Linked DNA regions of Homo sapiens: all the other regions are linked to region 3. Evidence: chromatin loops called from intact Hi-C (ENCODE). Cell type or tissue: sigmoid colon. All regions are shown on one strand. Region 1 overlaps APOBEC2 (apolipoprotein B mRNA editing enzyme catalytic subunit 2). Region 2 holds the start of LRFN2 (leucine rich repeat and fibronectin type III domain containing 2). Region 3 overlaps LOC102723789 (a long non-coding RNA gene).

Region 1 (8,000 bases), 1.1 Mb after region 3:
TTTGTATCAAAGTAACTTTCCCCTAACTTAGAATACTCAAGGTTGACAGGAATCCTAAAACTTTCATGAGGCAAGATGACGTTCTTTGGTAAGATTTAGATGGTGCAAGCACCTGCTACTGAACCACAGCAGAGAAGATACTGAAATCCTCTGAGTATGCCCCTGTGTACATGTCAGGGATTACTAATTCCAGACATCTTCTAGATGCCTCACTCCCATATCCACTGGCAATCTTACCATTCCATTTTTCTCTAATGAATGTTTTTTAGTCCTTCAGGGACAATTTTTTCACTTATGGTAATTTTGAAATTCCCCAAATGGACTGGTATTTAACTTGTTTTAAGCCAGACCTGCTTTCATGTTTTCAAACAAATGGCTACACTTTGAAGGAGACCAACAATTGCTGTGTGAAAATACAATACGGGAACATTTTCCTTATGTTGAGAAGACCTCAGTAGAATTCATGGAGGATGTCGAATGCAGGAATGGGGATAATATAGCAACAAGCTAGTCCATGCAGGAACATTTAAAGAGTTAAAAAGACATTTGTAAAGTAGGCAGCAGCTCAGAAGTAACCTCTTACAGATATCAAGAGGTGATAGGAGAAAGATTAGCTATTTAAGCAAATAATTAGGACACAATTAAGGCCAATTTGGCCTCTTGCTGAGGGTAAATTAAACTCTAACAGAAACAGGCTAATTACCCTCAGGAAAGAGGGCTAAAGGATCCTTTACTATCTTTTTTACATTTAGTCTGATTGAGTTTGCGCCTACAGAAATGCTATGACGAAGCCCCCTTTGCAAGGCCCCAGTTACTGATCAAAATCTTCCAGTAATAGAGGAGGGGTACTCACGACACTCTTACCCAACTTTAATCCTGCAACAACTCACATATTACTAAAACATGAAAACAACAAGCTTCCATGAAGATAATTTACTTTTGGTCTCTCTCACTCCTAACACCCTTAAGAGAAGATGTCGCTTCATAGACACGTTTAGGAAATATCAATGTTCCAGAGCTTGATGTTGGCAGGTGTTTTCTATTAGACATGCACATGGGCACCTGATCATTCTCAAGCTGAGCATTTGCCAACCCATGAAGATACAACTTTCAGCCATTTCTTTTAAAAAGCAGGACCCAGTCACTGAAGTCAGTGAGCCTATGATAGGGTATACTGTGTGGTACTCTGCTCACATAAAATAAGACACTTTATAGTGGTGAACAGTAGTCAAAACAGATTTCTGAGGGTGCCCTCTGAGAATATAAAATTTAACTTTTAGAATTCCTTGAAGATTTTGTTAGTGTATGTACTATCACTGTAATTATAAACCCAACATAGATTCTACAGACTAACCGGCAGCTTAAAATTTAACCCCAGTATATTTTCCTTTCAGACATCTTTCAGAGTCAAGGGCCCAGGTGCCTAACTAGCAAGTCCTTAGAGCTTTTTTTTTTTTTTTTTTTTTTCAGTGATTTCAAATATAACTGTATTATCTGGACCCATTAACATGCTTCCCTGTCTTCTATTTGAATTGCTCATGTTTGTGAAGGGAAAGGTTAAGATATATCAAGTTAAAAAAAAAAAAACTGGCATGAGATAAGAGTGTAATCTAAAAGCCCAAAAGAACAACCCTGCTTAATTAAAATAATCTTGAGAAATGAGCATTTGTTAAATAAAGTGTCTTATTTTACATACTTATTTCATCTTTCTTTTTTTTTTTTTTAATGACAAAATAGTATTTAATCCTATATTTAGTCAAAAGACCAGAGTTAAACCAGATCTCTTCTGGGGCTTTTTCTGTGTAAACCACATCAAAACATGAACGAAAGACTGGCTTCTGGTTTAGTCAATCCTGGTAAATTTACCCAATCCTGCAAAGGAAACTATGGAGGAGAAATCCAGGGACTTGTTGGGAAGGGCACACAGAAACCTTAGTTCAAAAAGAAACTAGTCATTGTTCGGGGCCAGCAGAGCTCTCAGTAACACATTTTCTTTGTTTGTTTTACCAAGGTATTCCTGCTGCCACCAAGAGACAGCAATGACATGTACAGCCATCTGGGACATGCCTGTCTTCCTAATACCATTTGGAGCTGGACAACATTTGACACCAACCAATCATACTGGACAAGGCCCTTAGAGGACTTGAAATATACTTCTCATGCTGTAGTTTATTTAGGCTGTGACTCTCTCTCTAATGCTGCTCTCGGGAAGGACGAAAGTGACCTGCAAGGAGAGAAATGCAACCATACATGGGCTCCAGTCAACTATGGGACTGAAGGTCCTAATTGCTCACCCAAGGGGGCTGCTTAACACAAACAGCCTCAGACCCGAGGTTTAGATTTCTGAAATATGCATTTTATGTTAAGTTGGGTATTTTTTTAAAAAAAGAAAAACAGCAACATTAATAAAAGAAGTGGTGTGTTTTTCCCGTGGCCAGATTTTTAAGAAACTTGAACATCTGGAAGTTGCCACAGACAAGCGAGCTAGTCCAGACACAGGGACACTCCAGGCTATGAACCAAGCCATGGTTAAACCAAGACTTGCCTAGACAATGCAGAATAACTCTCCCATACAGACTTCTTACGACAATCAAGTGAGGGCCTTTCCCTTCTCTGAAGGCAAGTAATAGGGCAGAAGGTGGAACAAAAAGCATGAGAAATCTAAGGTAGCCACATCCCAAATGCCAGTTAATAAGCAACTAGCTTCTTTATTAGAGAGGAGCGGGTGAAAAGTAGTAGTTTAATGTTCAGATATACAATCATTTAAAAGTATTCAATACATGGTGTTTGATGGTAATGGCAGGATGATGTCAAGTCTCTCTTTTTTTTTTTTTAAAGGTTTGTTTGAGTCCTATGTGGAAGCAAAAATTCACAGGTGAATTTCCGGGTGTTTGCCAAACTCTAACTAGGTTTCCAGGAATAATGTGTTCACTCTGATTACCAGGGCATGCCTCCTTTCCTCAGGCTTCAAGTGTGATAAGTCGTCGGAATTTGACCCAAGACTACTATCGGCAAATGACAAAGTGCTTTATCACATTCCTGCTAAGTCCCAGAATTCCACTTACAGCCAATCCTGAATGAGACTAGGTTTTGTCTAAAGAATCAAGGCTCAAACGCCAAGAAAAAAATAATAATAATAACCATAATCTCTTTAAAAGTAAAGGAAGCCTAGAAAATCCATGTTTTGACTTGTGTTAAGGTTTACAGATGGTACTCAATTTACAATGGTTTGTCTTGCAATTTTTGGACTTTACAACGGTGCAAAAGCCATACACATTCAGTACACCCTTCAACTGAACTCAACTTAAGATGGGGTTACCCAGACATAGACCTAAGTTGAGGAGCATCTGTAATTGCAGAGTTAAGCAAAATATTTTAAGTTTCTTTAAGTTTCTTATCCCCCACTCTCACTTTCAATTTTGTGTATTTAGATAATCTCTCCTTCCTTTTTCCCTTCAACTTTATGTGGACAAAAGCAATGCTTCAAGAAAAGCCTCAATCTAAAAGTTTGATAATGAACTTGACCCTCCACTGCCCCTACCCCAACAACATGAAGAACTTGTCTGTTCCACCTAGAAATACAAAAGTGAAATACTTTTTTGAAACTGTTGCCTCTTATCAGGCTGATATGTGATAAGAACACAGTCTAAAGTACAAAGATTATATTTAACCAGTACTTTCCTGGTGTTTTAACCAGCCCCTTCTAAAATACAGTTGTTCTTTTATACTTGGGAAAGCAGCAAGTCCTGTGACAGACCCAAAGTCACTCTAGGGAGAAAATCAATAGCAAGTCTGGCTGTTTTAACTCTCAACACCACTGTAAGGGAAAACAAGAAAATGTCTAGTTTCCCGAATAGCTCTGATACTGAACCATTGGCTAAATCCATGAACTTTATTTTCCTACCATGACCACAATAGACGACTGGTCTTTGCAGCTTCGGAAGAAAAGAGGACTAATATTTAGACCCCAGCTGGCTGCACATCCAAATCTTCTATGGAGGTTAAAAACACAAAAGTGGCCATCCCACTCCACCACCAAATTTTTTTTTTTAATTGAGATAGGGTCTTGCTCTGTTGCCCACACTGGAGTGCAGTGGCACAATCACAGCTCAATGCAACTTCAACCTCCCAGGCTCAAGCCATCCTCCCGCCTCAACCTCTAGAGTAGCTGGAACTACAGGCCTGCACCACCAGGCCCAGCTAATTTTTAATTTCTTTTTTTTTTGTAGAGACAGGGTCTCGCTATGTTAACCAGGTTTGTCTCAAACTCCTGGGCTCAAGTCATCCTCCAGTCTCAGCCTCTCAAAGTGCTGAGATGACAGGTATGAGAATTTTTTGAGAGGAAGTGGCCTTTATTTTTTTAAAGAAGACTCATAAGGATTTTTGACAATCACTGATTTATTGGGTCACTAGTCTGTGCTAAGTACTCTGCCAGGCATTTAACATACATTATTTCACTTGTTTTCATGATTAAATTCAGGCAGGTTCAATCACAGAAACCATGCAGTGGACAAAAGAGAGAAAAAGTTCACCATGAGGAGATTCTAAAAACCTGCCTTTTGACTTGTCTATTTTTATCTCTTATTTCTCACTTTGCTTCTCCTCCCGCTTGGACCCTTTGTCTGACTGTTTGAAATTAAGTTGCAGGTGAACCCTCCATTACCCATGTCCAGAACAAATAGACATAAGCACAGAACCTCACTAACTCCCCAAATTTTTATTTTTCCATTTTTATCACCACAAATTTCTTGGTAACAATGTAGAATTTAATTTTGTAATTAAAACAAAAACTCTCCCCTAGGAGGAATCTGATGACATAAGGATAACACCAAGTTATGTGCACAAACGACAAAAAATGCCAAACTAACTGGAATGATCATCCTTCCTGAAATTTCTCTTAAAAAGCAGAGAAGTAGAACCAATGCTGCCACCTAGTGGCCAGCCAAACAAATCAGGTAGCATACTGGAGAAAAAGGTCATAGTCCCGACAATCTGGTTTCCCTGCCTATTATCAAGCCACCTAACTCCTTACTTTTCCACAAAAAAACACAACCACATATCTTAAGCAAGCCCTCCTCCACAGTCATAATCCAAATACTTGAATACAGCAACCAAAGTCTGTCTTGTTAAACACACTACTTCTCATGAAACTTTCCTCTGCCTATTTTAAGGTAGGTTTGCCCGGTCCTATGGCCCAGTAGAGATGACACAGGAGAACACGGAAACATCCAAAATGTTCACTGGTTCAGAGTGTGTACACAGTAATTTTGATGTCTGTTGCCTCAAATACCTCCTCGATCATCGCAGATACATTTTCCCATTGCAGACGATCAAGACCACATCCAATCCTGAAAAAGACAAAATATCTCCATTGATGGTAACGAAAGTATCTAGGAAACTGCTCCTCTCTTTTAAGCTATATCCACTCAAAGCATAAAAACAAATAATCTAGTCTGACACCCTTATGGGCAACCATGGTAGGAGTTTGGAAGTCAATTCTTGTTGTGAGTCACCGAAGACCATTCCTAGACAGCTCTAACATCCAAAAACTATCACTTCTGTTTGCCTAATAAGATACTACTTTCCAACTATTTCATGCTACATTTAGAAATGTGTAACTGTCATGACATTAGAGACTCATTATCCCTCTATGACTACTGACTAAAATTGGCTGTGGATGGATGGTGAAAGGTTGGTATTTTAAAAATGCACTTATGGTAACAGAATGTTAACGAAAGTAAGGAGAAGAGGAATGAGGTACAGGATCTGCAAAAAAGAAAGTCAAGAGGGAATGCTGGGAAATGGTAAGATAGTTGCAATCCAGGAGTAAGGTCTTTGCAACACCCTGGTAAGAATAAACTCAGTCCATAAAACTCTACTACTTGGCACCTTCCAAGATGTTACTCTAGTGATCCTCAACACGCCTAGGGAAAAAAGAGACCTAAAATTGGTAATTTCATGTCATAATGTGATAATTAAGTCCATAAGGAATTGTGATTAAAAAAAAAGTTTCTGATATGTATGTACACCATAAATATATCAAAGACCAGTGTAAAATAAGGGACATTTGAGGCCATATGCAAAGTAATGTGGGGCGCAAGATAAAACTGCATGTATGCTCAGCATTGACTCAAAACTACCAGGGTGACAGGAAGAAAAGAGGTGAGGCCCATTTCCTGAAAAGAAAGCAAAGGGACTACTGAACCCTCAATGTCATTCCCTAAATTCCCAATAGCTAAAGTCTAAGAAGTTACATCAGGGACAGATCCTCTGGCTATTACCCATACTGACCAAAACAAGTGTGCAGTATAAAAGGGAATGATAATTTACAACTTTCTTGACGCAAAGTAATAGGTTTGGGAGATGGGAAGTGGTCCAAGAGGAAAACCACCATTGCTCAGTCTTGATTCTTTAGCTTACATTGCTTTAGGAATAAAGGCCAAGCTTCAAGCAGAGGGTGCTGAGAATTCAACAAATGTAGCTGAATGACAATGGTCGCTCTCTGCTAAGCAGGCTGAGGCAGATGTATATTTCAAGGTAATTGTCCTGATTCATTCAACTCAAGCTAGAAAATGGCTGTGCCTTAGTCTAAAGCCAGACAACTGGTTCACTGGTGGTTTTACAAAATTTTGACTTTTGTCCACCTTTAAATCTATATTTTGGGTTAAGCTTTTAAGTTGTTTGTCTTTGGGTAAGATAGTAAACCCCACCAATCAATTAAATCTCCATTTAGGACCATGGATTTCCTTGCCTGGGCATGGAGAGGTCAGTGACTCCATTCTTCAGACAATGAGACTTCATTGCCTCTAAACTCTTCTGTAAGTTTTCATAAGTTGGCTTGTGCGAAGCCCTTTTCTTTGTAATCTGAACACAAAGGATTCAAACTTTCATCATCCCAAAATGATAGCCAAAGAAAAGTCATCACATTCCCCCAACATCCCAATAATTAAAAGAGTAAGCACATTTTTATAGAATTAGTCTAGAGCAAGGATGACAAATGTCATATTGCCCTTTCCACACTGTTATGGGAGACCTTCAAGAAAATCCACTAAATAGAGGCTGAGAAACCCAGACTCTGCCACGTAGCAATCTTTCCTTTTCCTAGGAAACCCATGAGATTAGCAGATGATGCCTATTGTCAATATTTTTAAGCAAGGTAGGTGAAGTCTCTGTGCCACTTCCAAGAGATAAGCTGCATATCTCTAACAGGGAAGAAAGCATACCACCTGAAAATTCCCTGCTAAAAGCCTCTACTTATTTAGAAACTGTGCTTGCTTGCTTTTTGTCTCTCTACATAAAACAACAGAAAAAACTGGTAGGGTCCCAAAGTAAAACCACTGGAAGCCACATAAGCTTTAAGGACAGAATTCAAAGGGGCTAGGACATCTCCCCACTCAGTTTGTCATCCAGATCAGGCTTGTAGTGGGTTAGCTGTAAGCTACCCACCACCACCACTAAGGAAGCCACACCCTTTCAGGGACCAAATGCCATCCTGGACTGTTGAAGAACCCCACATTCAGGCAGTAGTTAGGAGAGGAGCTAAGTATTATTTGGGACTGCACTTATTATTTTTTGTTTTTATTCACCCCCTTGCTATCAGTGTGCTATTTGACATGGAATAAGAGAAAAGCTCCTTTGGGAAATCTGTCTCTTGAGACATTATTGTTTTTATCTCACTCTGCCTAGGAAATATAGTATGGCAGGCATTCCTAACTTTTGCAAGTCTTAGAACAGGCCTATGGTACATGATACACGACTTTCCCACAGAGCTGGGATGCAGCCTCACATTTCTTTCTAACCCAGTGCTCCAAGTAGCCGCCATCACTGGACTGGAGTTGTCATAAGATAGGAAGCTTTTTGACATTCTTAGTTGTCTAGAATAGAACATCATGATCAACACAAATGCAGTGCAGCCCATCTGTTCACAAATCCTTAAAATGTATTAAGAACTGGCCCTGAAAAAAAAAGGAATTGGCCCCATCTTACCAAGTAATATATAT
Region 2 (8,000 bases), 610 kb after region 3:
AATGCTGCCCATGTGCCCCTTCCTAGCTTCCTGTTACCAGTCCCACCCAATTATGTGAACCACAACTGCCCTGTTTCTGCAGGTTCTTAACACCCCTTTTCTCAGAAGGCACAGTGTCCACCTGCCTGGCCTGTAATCACTGGTTAACTGCAGTCCCACATAAAACTGACCCGTGAAAGTCCACCTTTAGTGCCCTGATACCTGAGTATAATTATATTTGACATTTTAGTGACAGTCTTAAAGAGAAAGGGTCACAAATATAGCTGTGAGTGCTAAAGGGCTTGTCCAGTTTACAAAGTGCAGTCACACATGCTGCTGTGCCCTTCCAACAACCCTGGGGGATGACCATTAGCATCCTGTCTCATCAGTAAGAAAACCAGGCCCCTCTCTCAAATTGGATGTATCCCTCCCGCTACTACACAGATAGGACCCAGTTCAATCACAACCCCTGCCCAGGCCCCACAGAGCTGTATCCATTCACTTTACCTGGGCCTCACAACATTCCTCTGAGGTCACCCTTGGGGGAGTGGGCAACAGAGTCAAAAAGAGAAGACTGGGTGCTGGCGGCGGTTGGGGGGGTATTTTACATTCAAACCTCAGACAGGAAAGGGTGGCTGGTGATACTTGTAAAATGCAGAGCCCCACTTCCTGAGCAAATGTGCATGGCCATAAAAATCCAAAACAAACAAGAGAAAGGGAGGGAAGCAGGTGCCAGGGCCCCAGAGGTGAAATTTGCTCCTCAACCATCAATTCTCAAAGTTTTCTGGAGGGCTTTCTGGAGCCTTTTAACAATCAGCTTATGTCTGATGGCATCAAACCCTCCTGGCAGCTCCCTGGACAGGGGGAAGTTGGCTGTACTATCCTCCATGTCTCTGAAGAACTCTCTCTCCCTTCCAACCCTCCCTGTTTCCACTGAAGACTCTCCCAGATCTGAAAAGCGGTTTGGGGACTGCCAGGAAAACATCAGGTCATAATACATCTATTGGGTACATGCTATTATTTTATTTTACCAGGTCAAAACACAAAGACTCACATTGTTAACCAAGATATGGCAGAGCCAGAATTTGAACCCAGGCCACCCAAGTTGAGGTTTCATTCCATTATATGACAACTCTATCCCTTCAATAAGTTGGACCCTAAAACTCCACCCCTACCCAAAGGAAAATCACAAAATACTCAAATTGTTGTTGCTCTTGTTCAGAGTCCAATTCCACTTGGCCATCCCAGGTTGTTTATTGCTATATGTCTCTGCTTCCAGTCTAGCAGCCTCCCCCATCAGACTGTGAACTCCCTAGATGCTAATATCTACCTTAGGAAAGGGGAGTTTCTGAAAACAATTAATTCCAATTTCACTTCTCCACTGTCCCTGGGTAGACAGACCCCACGCCAGGAGCTTATAAGCCTCTATACATCCACCCTGCAAAAAAGGAGAGCAGAACCTGCTCAACCCCACAGGCTGAAGAGGCTTGGCAAACTGGCACTTGGAGGCCAGAATCCCTGTTTTTTTTTTTTCCTTTGGAGCTGAAGCAAAGATAAGAAGAGCAATTCCTCCTTCAGTCAAAGAAGGACTCAGTTGGCCAGAAGGCTGCCTGGTTTCCCCGGTGGCCCCACCCACTCTGACTGCATTTTCTTCCCATCTATCTTGCTTCTCCTCCTCAGCCTCACCTCCTGGAAGCTCCCAGCTCACCCTCTCTCAGGCCAGACTCCCCAGCTTCTCACGTTTCTGGGCCTGAGCAAAGAACTGGCACTTCACAGAAGAAGGAGCCCTGAACCCCAGCCTCCAGCCCACAGCAGGCAGGCACCCAGTTCTTCTAGACAGGAGATGGAACTGGGAGCCAACCTTCCAGAGGCTGAAACAGAAATGCCAAGTTTGCTGTTTGCATCCCCAGGATGAGGGCAGGAAGATAAATAATTACATTCCTGGTCAGGAATTAGACCAGAAACTCTAAATTGAGGGCTGGGCAGGGGGCCTGAGCAGAAGCATGTGAGGAGGCCAGAGGGAGATGCAACTCTGCACTCCCAGCCAGAGTCAGAAGGGAAAGATGACATTCCAGCATCAGCAGAAGGGCCCAGGCAGCTGGCATGGTCGGCGGAGGATGACGGCTCCAAGTGCAGGCCTTTTGGAGCTTCTGAATCCTCCCTACAGGACTCTGACCCCCTTCAGCCTCTGATGTACCCCACAAGGAAATGACACTACCCTCAGGGCTCTGCTGTGTGTGGCTATATAAAGCTCCTGCCAGAGGGCAGCGACCAGACCAGGGCACAACCCCAAGACCTAGTTCCCTTGCTCCCCACCTTGAGTTCCAAATCGGCCCCCACACAAGAATAACAGCCCACATAGAACCTCTAGCCCTGGCCCCTGGGAACTTCACAGCCCAGGGAATGGCAGTTTCCTCCCTAGCTTTGCTCCTCCCCAGCAGCAGGGGGTCAAATTCCTGAAGCTTCCCCCTCCCCCAGTACTAGAAGGCCAATCAGGCCATGGAGGCCACAGCTGCCACCTCCCTGAAACATACACATGCGTACACACACACACGCGTACACACACACACACACACACACACTCCATTGTGGCCAGGGGAGGGGGTCATCATCTATAGCCATGCCTGTAACTCCAACTCAAGAGTGCAGGCTCTGACATGTTCCCTGTCCCTGCAGGTGTCTGTCCGTCTGCAGCTGTCTGCTGTCGCCGGGTGCATTTGGCAACAGTCTGGCTCAGTCCCTCTGCGGTCTCCACTCAGGCTCTCTTCTCCCTCCTGCTCTGGTTTTCAGAGGCTCTATCTCCCTAGAACTCTCTGTCTCTGTCCTTTGTACCGGGCTGATGGGAAGACGAGTAGGACACCTCCCTCAGAAGGTCTGTGCAAAGTAAGGCACTGTCCACCTCGGAACGGTCTACTGCTCTCCCTCCTCCCTGCCCAGGCCAACCTTAGAACCAGGGCAGGGCTGGGTGGGAGACAGAGACCTAGGAACCCAGGCATGGCTAATGCCACTTTCCATATTGCTTCATCATGCCATTCTGATGCCCCAAGCTGCACACACACACAATCCCCCTGATCTGCTTTCTGCCTGAGGCCAGCATAGGGTCCCTGAACCTGCCCTACCTGCCCCCACAAACTGCAACCATGCCTTCCTTCCTCCCATCCGCTCTGCATCAACCCTTCCGCACTTGGCTTTACCCCACCCCACCCAGTCCACAGAGCTCAGGGAGTCCCCGGCGCCCCCACCTAGCCCCCAGCAATGGCTCTAGCCAGGCCTTGCATGTGCGGAGATGCAACAGAGTGGTCTGGCGGCAAAGTTCTCCTGCTGTTTTCAACGGTTCCATCCACCCGTGGCTCCCCGTCTCTCCATCCGGCTCTCCAGTCTCACATGGACCCGGCTCTCCCCGCTCCCCGCCAGAGTTTCACCCCCACTGTAGGAAATAAAGACTAAAGAAAGGAAAGGAAATCTCTCGCGATAAGGATGGGCGAAAAGAGAAGGGGGTGTCCGCATGAGCACCTAGGATGCGGGGAGTCTTCAAGAGAAAAAGAAAGGGATGCAAAGTTCCCGGTTCCCTCGGGTGCGTTCAGCCCCGCGCCGAGCTCCCGCGGACACCCGGGATCGCAAAGACGCAGCGCCGGCGACCACTCACCTGGGCGAGGCAGCATCTACCCCCGGCTGGGTGGCACCGAGGCCGGCTCCGCGGGGCGCCCGGGCTCCCCGGCTCGGCCACGCATCCTTCCCCGCCCGAGACAGACTCGAGCTAAACCCTCCGGCGGCTCCGGCGAATGCAGGCAGATGGTGGCCTCGGACGTCCACGCGGGGAAAGCCCTGAGCCGCTTATTCAGTTATATCCATGGCATTTAGCAAGAAGAAGGGGGGAAAAGCACAACTTGTTCTCTTCTCTTCCAGATTAAAGAAAAATAATAATAATAATCCCTCCCTAGGAGGATGCCGGTAGGATTTTCCGGATCGAAGAACCCCAGGCATTCCCAGGAACCTCGGGCATCTTGGAATGTGGGGTGTCTTCAAGTTCAGACGAGCCTGCCGGGTTGTGTATGTGTGAGTGTATGTGTGTCTCAGCGAGAGGGAGCCAGGCACTCACACCCACACGCACACACAAACACACTCCCCCGTACTCCCCGCATGCACACTGCCCCCCACGCGCGCGCGCATACGCGCGTACCCGGTTTCTCTCTCCGCTCCACACACACACACACACACACACGCACACACACACACACACGGATCACACGCTCCAATCTGGGAGGGAGTCGGGCGGGCTGCGGAGACAGCGCAGGGCCAGCAGTGGAGAAAACCCAGCGGCCAGAGGCGCCCAGGAACCCGGCGGCCGTGCGCACCGTCCCCGCCGAGCTCTCCGGCGCGGCAGCCCCCAGTGGCGAACCGCGGAGCTGCAGGAGCCGAAGGCAGCCTCTGCGCCCGCTGCCCTGCCCGCTGCCGAGCGCACCCGCTTCCGAGACGACCAACACCGCCGCGGAAACCAGAGGGATTCACGGTCCTGGCAGGGGTGGCGCGGGGACGCACGGTGGGGCGGGAGTGGGCTGGGGCCGCAGTCGCGGAGGGAGGTGGGCAGGCCGCGAGCCCCGGAACCGGGAGGGCGGTCTCCGCGGTCCAGCGGCACGGGCAGCCCCTGCGGAAGGCGAGCCGGGCGGCCAGGGCTGCACCTCTGCAGCTGGCGACGGCGCTGCCACCTCACGTGCCTAGCGCGCCCTGCAGCCGTCAGCCCGCCGCCTGCTGGAGGAAAACCCGACCGCGCCGGCCCTAGGCTGGGAGTGGGGGCTGGGGCGATCGCGCCCACCCAGTCCTGGGGCCCAGTTCAGATTCTCGAATCCTGGTAAGGGACCTATGAATAACGAGCGCCCCGTGCACGCACACACACGCACTTTGACTTTTCATGATTATTACAAGAATCAGTGAAGGGTGCAGTGGCGCCAAGTGTTTGCACAGCATCTTTACAACTCTTCACTTGTTTGATCTTCTCAGCAACCCTCATTTGATGTATAAGGAAACTGAGGCCCAAAAGAGTAAAGTGACTTGTCCAAGGCATGTGGTAGGTAGCGGAGACCCTACTCAAAGCAGACTGTGAGCTCACAGTCAGAACACCCAGGTCTGGCCAAGGTCTCGTCTTTGGTTATCCTCTCGGTTCACTATAAACAACTAGTTACCAGAAAGGTAGGACCGTCCTCTGCCTTACTGGACTCCCCAAGAGGCATTTCCTTCCTTCTAAAGGAAATGAAATTTTGAGATTCCTGTTGGTACTCCAGCTGGTAAATCCAGGGGCAGGAAGAATGTCAATGTTGCAGTCCTTCTCTTCTCTCCTGGTGGCTAACACATCCCGTGCACCTGTCCCGGTTACCCACAGGGAGGCACATGTTGCATGTGGATGTGTCTCTGCAGCCCAGGATTGGCTCGGCTGGATACATCTGTAACATACGACCCTGTGTCCTCTCTACACACATGCATAACTGCAGAAGCCGAGGCAGCTGGTCCTCATGTGTGCACCCTCCACATGTGCACCCCGGGAAACTGCCAAACTGGCATGCTGCATATCCTTGAAGACAAGCCTCTCCCTGCAGGAATTCTGGAAAGCCTGGTGGGGGAGGGGCATGGCCAAGATGAAACTCAAGGTATATGGGGTGGGCCTTGGAGAGAAGGGATCTAACTCAGGAGCAGGGAGTGAGGGATAGAGGTAGGGAAGAGTCATGAGAAGGAAAGTAATGAGGAAGGAAGAGGTGAGTAAAAGGAGGTGTGGAGTAGAAACTGGGGAGGGCAAGTAGGGAAGAGGAAGGGGAAGGGAAGAAGGAGGGGAGAACAGCAGGGAAACTGCCTTACTCTTTGCTTACCTGAGGGCTTGCCTACTATTGGCGGGAGCTCCCAGGAAGAAAGGCTTAGGAAGAACCACAGCCTGGGCTCAAGCCTTTGAATTCTCCCAAGGGTTGGGGGCAGTGGGCTAGGTTATCTCCCCTAACCCTCAGTCACCCATGAGACAACCAGAACGGAGTGGCAGGGATAGGACCAAGCTGGCACCAGAGTAGAAATGGAGCTGCTTTTAGAAACCAGAAAAGCATTAGAATGATGTGAATGAGGGATATAGGAAGGATGGATCAATCTCTGCTCTAGAGTGAACCCAATACTCCATCAAGAAGTTTTCTCAAGTCAGAAACATGGATATTCCATGAAGAGCCAAGACCTGGGTCATTGGTAATTCTGAGAATTACTGGTTTATTTTTCTAATTACATTTGCCCCAACATAACCTGAGTACTGTGCTGGGGCACAGGTGGCCTGGATGCTCACCATGGCTTTGTATTAACAAGCAATGTGACAAGTCCCTTTTCCTCAAAGGGTTTGGACTGTGCATTTGCTAAGAGCCTTTCCAGCTCTGGGAACCCCCAAGCAACCTTGACAGATGGAGCAGGATGGGGACCACATACATCTTGAGAGGCCAAGAGAACACCAATCTACAGTCACCGTTTACCATGAAAATCCCCAGAAGATAATCCACACTTGGATCATGAAAAGGTGAAAGATGGTGGATTTCTTGGCTCCTCGAACAAGCCCACAAGGACTGAGTTAGGGTCACTAACGTGGCACCTGGCTTCCTGTACTGGTTACTTACCTCAGAGTTGAGCCAGGGCTTCCCAAAGAGGTGATCCCATCATTCCAGAAGGGGTTGGGGAGTGAAAGCCATTTTAATAATGGGCATTTTGATTCTTCTTCGTGTTCATTCTGCTAAATAACCCTGTGATGAACATCTTTGTACCTAAGTCTTTCCCCACATTCTTGTTTTTGTGCTTAAGCTAGACTCCCTGAAGTAGAATCACTGGGCTGGAGGGTATGAACATTTTTAAGGTTCTTTGTACATACTTTTTTTTGTTTCAGTTTTAGAGCCAAGGCACTGAAGTGCAGGGCAGATAAATGATTTCCCAGAGAGCTCCCAGCAGGTGCTTAGGGATATTTTCACACACCCTTTCATGTCTCGATGTGGTAGAGAATGACTGTGCCTTGTGCTTTAGGCTGCACATCAAGGCAGCACTCCATCCTTGAATATAACTTCAATACCCCCAGTAAGAAGAAAGTTTGGGCTCCCTGCCACTCCCAATCAGGACTCGCCTTCCCCTGCAGGCCATGCCTGCTCTCCTTGACACCCCTAACCAGCCTTACCCTGTTGTCTGTATCTCTTGGTTTGTTCACTGGACTATAAACCCCAGACCCCTTGGCACACTTCTGGGCACATGGTTGGCTCCCAACCCTCACTGGCTAAATGGAATCACAGTGTCTGATCAGAAGAGTTCCCAGGAGGGTTTGAGGTAGAGAGGCACTCAGCCTGAAGAGAAGGCTGATTTGGCCTAGGCCTTTATAACCAATGAAAAGACGCCTTTGCAATGGATGATGGTGAGTCTCTCTTCTCTGTATTCACTGAGTATGAAAAGGAGAGGAGACTGGCTTTTTGCAGTGAAGTATTCTGGTTTGATGACAGGACAGAGCCCGGTGAAGCTATGGAATCCCAGGGTAGGGACCATTGAACCTGCTTCACTAAAGAAGGGGTGCAGTCTGTAATCCCAGGGTGTGCTAGATACACTTCTTAGAGTTTCCCTTGGCTCACTGTGGCCTGAAGAGTGACTTTGTGGGCTGGGGAATAAGAAAGATCCTGGACAGTTTCATAAGGTCTTGGGATCTCCCTCCACTGAGTCTATTCCATGGACTGGATGCTGGGAGCCACTCCTGAATTAGCACCTCGTTCACTGAGCTTCCCCCAGGACCAACAGCCAGCCCAACCCCAGTTTATCCACAGGCCTCAGCCTTAGCCTCACAGAACTTGGACAAATGCATCCTCAGGAGCTGAGGGCCCAGCACCAGGGTGCCCTATCTGGAGATGAAGGGTGACGTCTTTTATTTCTGCAGTGTCTTCTACCTCTCCTCCCTTCCCAAATGCTGGATTAAGAAGAAGCCAAAATAAATTCTTATTAGTATGCATATGTATTCCCAAATTCCTTAACAGAATGAC
Region 3 (8,000 bases):
ATTTCCTTGTCACTCTGCCAACCTACTCCTTTAATCCCCCATCTCTTAAGATGGCAACACTCTTCACTTTGGAGTCACTCTGGATTTGTCTCATGATTCCCTGTAACTCATGCCCGGTTCTTTCACAGATTCTGTGGGTTCTACCTACAGTCCGTGTCCTGCACCTGAGCCCTTCTCATCACTGCCACCCTCCTCGCATGAACCCCCACTTCTCCCCAGGATTTCTGCAACAGCACCTGCATTGGAGGCTCTTTTCTCTAGTGATCACATCACTCCTGCTGAAATATTCCCTCTCCAATGGCTTCCCATTACACTTAGAATTCAAATACAGCTCATGAGGCCCTATGTGCACCCATTCCCAGCTTTCCACTTCCTACCACTCCTCCTCTCGGTTAGTTCACACAGCCACACTGTCTTCCTACCTCAGGGCTTCTCCTCCTGGAGTTGTTTTGAGATGGAGTCTCTCTCTGTCACCCAGGCTGGAGTGCAGTGGCGTGAGCTCAGCTCACTGCAAGCTCCGCCTCCTGGGTTCATGCCATTCTCCTGCCTCAGCCTCCCGAGTAGCTGGGACTACAGGCACCCACCACCACGCCCGGCTATTTTTTTGTATTTTTAGTAGGGATGGGGTTTCCCTGTGTTAGCCAGGATGGTCTCGATCTCCTGACCTCGTGATCTGCCCGACTCGGCTTCCCAGAGTGCTGGGATTACAGGCCGCCTGGCCCTTGGAGTTTTCTTATTCAAGATATTCTCCTGGCTCACTCTTTTACTTCATTCAGGTCAAAGAGTTCTTCCCTGACCCCTCTTATTACTCTGCTTTGTTTTCATAGCTTTTATGACATTTTATTGCATTTTTTTACTATATATTTATTGTTTATATGAAAATTTTCTACACAGGCCCCAGAAGGAATTTTATTCCTCACTAATGTATCCTTAGCATCTAGAAGAGTGGCTGGGGCCCATGGCAGGTATTTAAAGAATATTTAAGGAATGGATGAAAAGCATGGGTTGCATTTAAACTGGGACTTGACAAGGTGGAAAGATCAAGGGCATCGGGGATATGAGGAAGTTGTTAAGAATATAGCTGGCCATGGATTCATAGGAAAATATGAAGGTAGGGAGGTAAGGAGGCTGAGTAAGCTGGGAGCTGGGAGATGGGTGGTGGTAGGGGTGGGTCAAGGAATCAATGAGTGGGTGTAGCAGAAGGAATGGGAGACAGGAACTTGTAGTAAAAGGGAGGCTGGAGTTGGATATTCTAGAGAAAAGAAGTATGAGTCAATTGAGTGATTATGAATTTTCTCAGAATGGTGACTACATTTTCCTCATCTATCTATCTTCTGTGGTCAGTATTGAGTTTGGCACATACCACTCAATAATTCATTGGTAAGCTGGGTGCTGTGGCTCATGCTCATAATCCCAGTACTTTGGGAGGCTGAGGCAGGTAGATTGCTTGAGCCCAGGAATTTGAGAGCTGCCTGGGCAACATTGCAAGACCCCGTCTCTGCAAACGAAAAAATTAGGCATGGTGGTGCATGCCTATGGTCCCAGCTACTAGGGAAGCTGAGGTGGAGGATCACTTAAGCCATGGAGGTCAGGCTTCAGTGAGCTGCAATCATGCCATTGCACTCCAGCCTGGGCAACAGAGTAAGACCTTGTCTCAAAAAAGTATTAGTCCATTGGTAAATGAAGAAACCCTATTTCCACCAGACTCTGGGGACACAGTTTTATTCTGGTTCCTTGTATTTCCCAAATGCTGCAATGAGAACATGTTATTCTTATGCCCTGTTCCTGTCACAGTCAATGCTTCCCCTCCATTCATTGCCACAGGGGACACCTCCCTTCCTCTTACAGGATCCTGGGCAATGCAAATCAGGCCACCTGAGGGAGATAGAAAACCTTGCCTGATGTTGCCCAAAAACTGGTGGCAGGATCAAGATGCGGCCACTTTATTGGTTATAATAGCAGGTTCAACTAGATTTCCTCAAATTCTCAATTTCTGATACTAAGATTTTAGACTTATTCTAAATGTCTCTGCAGGACTTATTTTTGAATTTGCACTTTCCAGTTTCTGCTATTTCTTTTCAACTACTAAATAGCTTCCTCCTTCATTGTTCCTAGAGTTTTGCATAGAAGATCCAGATTAACCCTCTAGGTATCTCCCCATAACCTTGACATTCTCTGTTCAGTTCTACTCAGCAAGCTCTTATTGCATGCCTACTCTGTGCTAGGGCCTGTGCTGGGTGCATGAAGTCTGCAACTTAGCAATGTTTAACACAGGCACCATGATGCAAGTAGAGAACTGAAATCCAGGCCTTCTTCTCTGTGGACCCGAGCCATTGCCTCCTCTCAGGCCAGCTCAAGTCTTGCCTCTGCAGAAGCCATTCAACTCCCTCTTTTTTTACGTTCTTTCCCAGGAGATGGGTGGAAAAGACAAGCCCAGCCTCTCAGAAAAACAGGGTGAAATCTTCAGCCAACAAGAGAATAAACATAATCTTTGGCAATCTTGCAAAATTCATGACCAAAAATAGACCCAAAGCAAAACAAACACATCCCTTTACTCTTTCACTCCTGACAATTAAAAGGAGACCAAATCAGTCTATTTCAATAATTTTGATTCCATATTACACGAAAGACAGGAAGTCATGTCCACCAAGTGACCTGAAAAATATGGACACTTTCTACTTTTTCATGGAGTTTTCACTGTATTCTTTTTGTTTCTATCTCTTTCTCCCTTCTGCCCACTCTTCCTTCCCCTCCCATCCTCCTCCCTCAGTTCTGTTCCAGGCTGAACATAGCATACAGCAAGTGGATGATGTCCAAGGCAATTCCTGGGTCTAGAAATCCATCAAGAATGATGCCTGGAGTCCAGATCAGAGGATCCTGAATCATCTGCCCTTTTCTCAAAGTGAGGAACAAAGCAGTGAGACTTGGCTCTCTAGTTGTTTTTCTCCTACCCAGCCTCAAACCTGGCCATGTCTCAGAATTAAGCACTGGAAAAGAGAAGAAGCACAACTCACTTTGGTGGAACTTCATCCAAAGTTGCAATAGAAATATTGTTCTTCTGACCCTAGGTTTGAAAAAAGTGGATAGAAGTTGGGGTATAGAAATAAGTAGAATTAGAAGTAGGGATGATTTTCTCCAATAGAAATATTTCATCAGCCTTTGGACTGTAGAGCAGAAAACTTTTGTCTTCATAGAACATTGAATATGTAAGAGAGCCAGTTGATGACAACTGCTGATAGTGAGGGGAGACGGTAGGGGCAGGGGGTGGGGATGATGTCCTGGTAATGGTAATAGCCAATACCCTTGACAATGACACTAGTAGCTCAGACACTAGAGGACATCTGGTGATGGTGGCCTTTTCAGCATAGATAACAATGTCCCCAGTATCTTACATGGGCTTTGGTATCTCATTAAGCAAGGAGCTGTAATATTTAGAGATGAATGCCAAAAGAACACATCATTCCAGTGAGTGAACATATAGTTGATAAAAAAATAAACATGGCATACATTACAGTCACCCAGATGACTGGAGTTGTCAACTGGCACTGACAATTTCTAAAATCACTAGGGAGGAATATGAGGGGGCTGAAGGCCACTCAAAATAGACAGTGAAAGATCCAGAGGAATGCCATGTTTGGACACTATTGCCATCCTATGTTTATACCAAGATGACGAACAGAGCCAGGAAGCACGGATGTACTGTTTTAGATGAAGGCCACAGAGGCTGATATGTGAGCACTGCTTGCAGGTTACAAAGCCTTATTCCCATGTAGGGAACTATGTTCATGTGCATGGCAGTGGAAGACTGGGGTCAAAGAGACAGTCACTGAGAGACCAAGCAGAGAATGGGACATTTCTGTCTTTTATAGAAGCTGTGCAGTGGGTGGCGGGGAAGAGGGGTGTTGATCCTGTGAGATGATTTCCAAAGGTTCCCACTAGGTGGAAGTGTTGGTTAGTACATGAGTCAGCAAAGGTTTCTCAATGAACCAATTTTTTTTTTTTTTTTTTTTTTTTTTTAAGGGCTGAATGGGAAATGCCACTGTCACAGATAAGAAGATGGGGGTGGGGAGTAAGGGGTAGGGTTGGTGGTCAGGGAGGCAGTAACTTGGTTCAAGATCACCAAGGAATAGCACTGTCCCATCCTCCCTTGCCTCAGACTTCTAAGGACAAGGCAATGAGCTCAGATTCTGCTTCCAGTTATTTTTAACTTCTAATCTCTACTTCTACCACTGAAAACAAGAAGTGCCAGTCTAAGACCTATTAGTTGTTTTGATGGAATAGAGAGGTTAAGGGTCTTAGACGGTAAACCCTGTGGCTCCCCATCGCCTGTGAGATAAAGTTGAAATGCCGTAACATGGCTTGTGAGACATTTTCCTGCTGCAGAATTTCCTTACTTTTACTAGTCTGTTACTTGAAGCTCCTTAAATTCTCCCATGATGCTTTTTGGGTTCTGAAAACCTATGCCTTTAATAGGTATTGCTTCTTTGGGAAGCATCACCTGACCTATTTATGGAGATTTGATCACCGTTGACTTTGTGGCATTCCTTTACCTAATCTGTACTGTGAAGGATTTAGGTCAGAGGTTGTATGATGGCCAGGGACCCAGAACCACCACACATCTTCTCTACTAAATCAGTCAGGACTCTGTTGCTTGTGACAGAAATCCAATTAAGTCTACCCTAGACAAAAAGGAAATGTTTTTGGCCTCAGGGAGGGCATGGGTACAGCTGGGAAAGACTGGATGAGTGACAGTTATATTTTCTGGAACATTCTCACCGATTTTTCTATTGCTTTGAATGTCAAATTCTTTCTTTCTTGTGAAAGACTGACTCTCTCTGGTGGGAGATGGGGTCCTGGCTGCTTTATGCTCATCTCTTACCAACTTCACTACAGGAAAGGTAAAGGCTCTTTACAACCAGAATTCAGTTTAACAAGGACTGACACTGGCAAAAGATGAGCATATGCTCAAAGCAGGGCCAATCATTACTGTTGCTCTGATTGGCTTATCTTGGGCCACTTGCCCACCCTATAGAGTGTGATTGACAATCTCACTCAAACTGCATGATTAAAGTCAGAATAGAGTTTTTCAAAAGGAAAGTGCTCTTACCAAAAGAAAAAGTTTTTCTTTTCACTGGGTAAAGAATAGTGGATGTCTAGTCTTCTGCTCCCCAAAGAGACATTTATAAAAAATGAAGTCAGAACTCAAAGTGTCTCTTTATTACTTGACAGATCAGTGTCTTAGTCCATTTTGTATTGCCATAAAAGAATACTATGGATTAGGTAACTAGGAAAAGAAACTCATTTCTTATAGTTCTAGAGGCTGGGAAGTCCAAGATTGAGGGTTTGCATTTGATGAGGGTCTCCTTGTTACATACCATGCCAGAAGGCATCACATGGAAAGAGAGGAAGAGAAGAGGGCAGAACTCATCATTTTATCAGAAACTCACTCTGATAATGGAATTAGTTTATTCATGAGGGAAAAGCCCTGAGGACCTAGTCACCTCTGTTTATACCCCACCTCCCAACACTGTTGCATTGGTGATTAAGTTTCCAACACATGAACTTTGAGGGATATATTCAAACCACAGCAGTCAGTGACATGTAACCTTCAATACAGAGCTCTGAATTAAACACAAGGCTGGGGTTTGAGGTTTTGGCACAGATTGCTACCTACCCTCCACACTCAAAGGCCATGGATTAGAAACCAAGATACTTAGCTAAAGAGAGCTGAGCTTCAAACTGCAAGCAGGAAGGAATTTGATGAAGACACTCAAATAATAAAGATCATGAAAAACTTCCTAGAGCTCTCATTCCAGTTGACAGAATGAGTGCGCTGAATCAGGACCCTCTTATAGGCCTAGTCCTTCATCAACTAGTAAATGAGACCCAACCAACATCTCAGCAATATCTTTAGATGCAACAGGTCTTCCTTGTGTGTTGAGTAGAAATTAAGATGGAGAGGGTTGGTTGGTGGGAGTGGTGGAAGTGTTTCCTCATCAACATTTACTTGCTTTGTGTTTTATCAGAACTGTGAGCTCAGGTTTATTGTCCTCACTCAAGGCTATAGTCAACCAGGAATGAGACCTGCTCCTTCACTTGGGCAAGTTCCTCCCTTCAAGGTAAACACTTAAGGCTGCTTCCTAGTACCACTGACTTTTATAAATTCCTGAGCCCAGAGAAATGGGCAGTTCTTCTGTTGGCTCTAGTCTAGAAGCTTCTGAAATGGATAAACCAACACATTTGGCCCAAGCTCATAGTCAGATATTGACCCCTCAATTTTATTTCTTAACTCAAATTGTTGCCTGCCATGGATAAACCTGGTTCACTAGAACAGTGGGTACCTAAAGTAGCACACATAGAATACTCAGTGTGAAAAATGTCCCAAACAAACCATATGAATCTTCTCCCTTTATTAAATTCTCTCAGATATTTAAGCTCCAGTAATGAACCCTTTATTTGTTGCCATGGAGAAAATAAAATCTCCCTTCCCTTGGGGAAATTAAAATCCTAGATAAATTAAAGGCCAAAAGTCACTGTAATTTTCTTATTTTGCTCAACCTAAGCTAGGGACAGTCTCACTGTGTTGAGTCTGCTTACTCCCCTAGCCCTAGCCCCACTCCTCATCTTTCTCAGATCATTTCCTGCACCTCTCTGCCCAGGAAGCTGGTGCCTGCGAAGTGCATCCTGGAACCCCCTTCCTAGCTGGCTTTTCTCTCAACAGGTTCAGCCAGTAAGAGACACTGATAGGAGATTGACAGGTGGGAAAAGAAGATGAACTATTTCTTCCAGCTTCCTTCCTGCTTTGGGCCACATTTCTGGCAGTGGCTCTGAACTTGAATAAGCATAGATCTGTTCAGCAGCCCCTATTCCTCAGTTCTAGCTCTGATGAGCTAAGATAACCCTATTTCCTCTTATGATTCAAGGGATTACCAGGTTCCTACAGATGCTAGCCTTGGGTGCCTCAACAACCTGGTTGATTCTCTTAATCCTGCCCACACCTCTGAAAATCCTTCCATTAAGTCCTCTTCCTTTGAACCATATGAGTTGCATTCTCTTTCCTGCCATGAGCTTGACTTAATACTCCCTATGTACCTGGCACCAGGAAGCCTTGGAAGAGGGGGCCCTTCTCCAATGGCAGCATCCTGGGATGTCTTCCACTGGAGGGGATGGAATTATTTTAGCACTTTCACTGTTAAATTCCAACCTTGAGTCTCATCTGTTCCACTTTTCCTAAGGGTAGTCTTCCAAATAAATGGTAGATAGAACCTATGGATGTCATAGCACCAGTTCTAGACCTATACCATCTAGGTACAACCATAGCATTTCCTAAACAAGCATAATGTTTCCAGAACACAGCATATATTGCTGTCTCTAGCCTCACATTGCTGTTGCCAGCTACAGACACTAACACAGATGCAGGGCTCTCTGGGCGAATTGAAGTAGACAAAGCAAAAGAAGAGAAAGTCTGGATCTGGGCTTCACTTTTATAGGATGCCAGTTGTGGTCTTTAATAATGCTGTTCACCAATATTCACCTTCTTCACTCCAGGCACATATTAAAAAAAAACACCTATTTCCTGGTTCCTGGTTGGTTTGGCTCATATAACTCATGAAGTCCAAAATGATGAGCAGAAATGACCGGAAAAAATGTCTATTTGGGATAGAGGATTTAGTTTTTGGTGGGAGGCTCTCCAGAGTGTTCTTTATGGGCATTATGACCTGGCAAGTTCAGGTGGATGCTTCACCAGCCTGAGTGGTAATGAGCAGAACACTCAGGCCAACCCCTTATGGACATGAAGCATGAGAAAGAAATAAACCTTTGAGCCACCAAAATTTGGGGGTTGTGTTACTACAGTACAATCTAGCCTATCCTGATATAAAATATTTTTTAACATAGCAGAAGTCCAGTAACCTCATTGACCTTTACCATTTGCTTCTCTTAAGCCTTTCAGAAGCCCAACTTGAATAACTATAGAAGCCAACTGTGATTCTGTGAAATAT

The links. Hi-C counts contacts between places; a loop is a spot of excess contacts. Peaks named below come from ENCODE experiments on the same cell type or tissue, not always from the same donor. Only the 100,000 strongest peaks of a DNase experiment are listed, where the experiment ranks them.
Region 1: it touches region 3 in a loop (3-fold over the local background); 5 of 110 quality-filtered maps call a loop at or near these places.
Region 2: a loop joins it to region 3, with 4 times the contacts of the local background. A loop is called at or near these places in 15 of 110 quality-filtered maps.

What each region holds. Positions count from the first base shown.
Region 1 is chr6:41,062,090-41,070,089 of GRCh38, forward strand. APOBEC2 (apolipoprotein B mRNA editing enzyme catalytic subunit 2) reads left to right here. Exons shown (of 3, transcript NM_006789.4): 3 at 2,012-2,802. OARD1 (O-acyl-ADP-ribose deacylase 1) reads right to left here. Exons shown (of 6, transcript NM_001329686.2): 4 at 7,987-8,000; 5 at 6,752-6,864; 6 at 2,683-5,348. The coding sequence ends at 5,246. Among named protein-coding and RNA genes, the nearest start is that of OARD1, 6.3 kb to the right of the region's middle. In sigmoid colon, a CTCF peak has its summit at 4,941 (motif pointing left); a DNase peak (open chromatin) is centred at 4,922; H3K27ac peaks cover 1,706 bases.
Region 2 is chr6:40,583,316-40,591,315 of GRCh38, forward strand. LRFN2 (leucine rich repeat and fibronectin type III domain containing 2) reads right to left here and starts at 4,049. Exons shown (of 3, transcript NM_020737.3): 1 at 3,626-4,049. RefSeq lists silencers at 4,222-4,321, 4,412-4,481. In sigmoid colon, a CTCF peak has its summit at 4,376; a DNase peak (open chromatin) is centred at 4,316; H3K4me3 peaks cover 1,796 bases; H3K27me3 peaks cover 6,571 bases.
Region 3 is chr6:39,977,322-39,985,321 of GRCh38, forward strand. LOC102723789 (a long non-coding RNA gene) reads left to right here. Exons shown (of 6, transcript XR_001744112.1): 6 at 2,771-3,020. Among named protein-coding and RNA genes, the nearest start is that of MOCS1, 47 kb to the left of the region's middle. In sigmoid colon, a CTCF peak has its summit at 3,918 (motif pointing right); DNase peaks (open chromatin) are centred at 2,340 and 3,890; H3K27ac peaks cover 328 bases.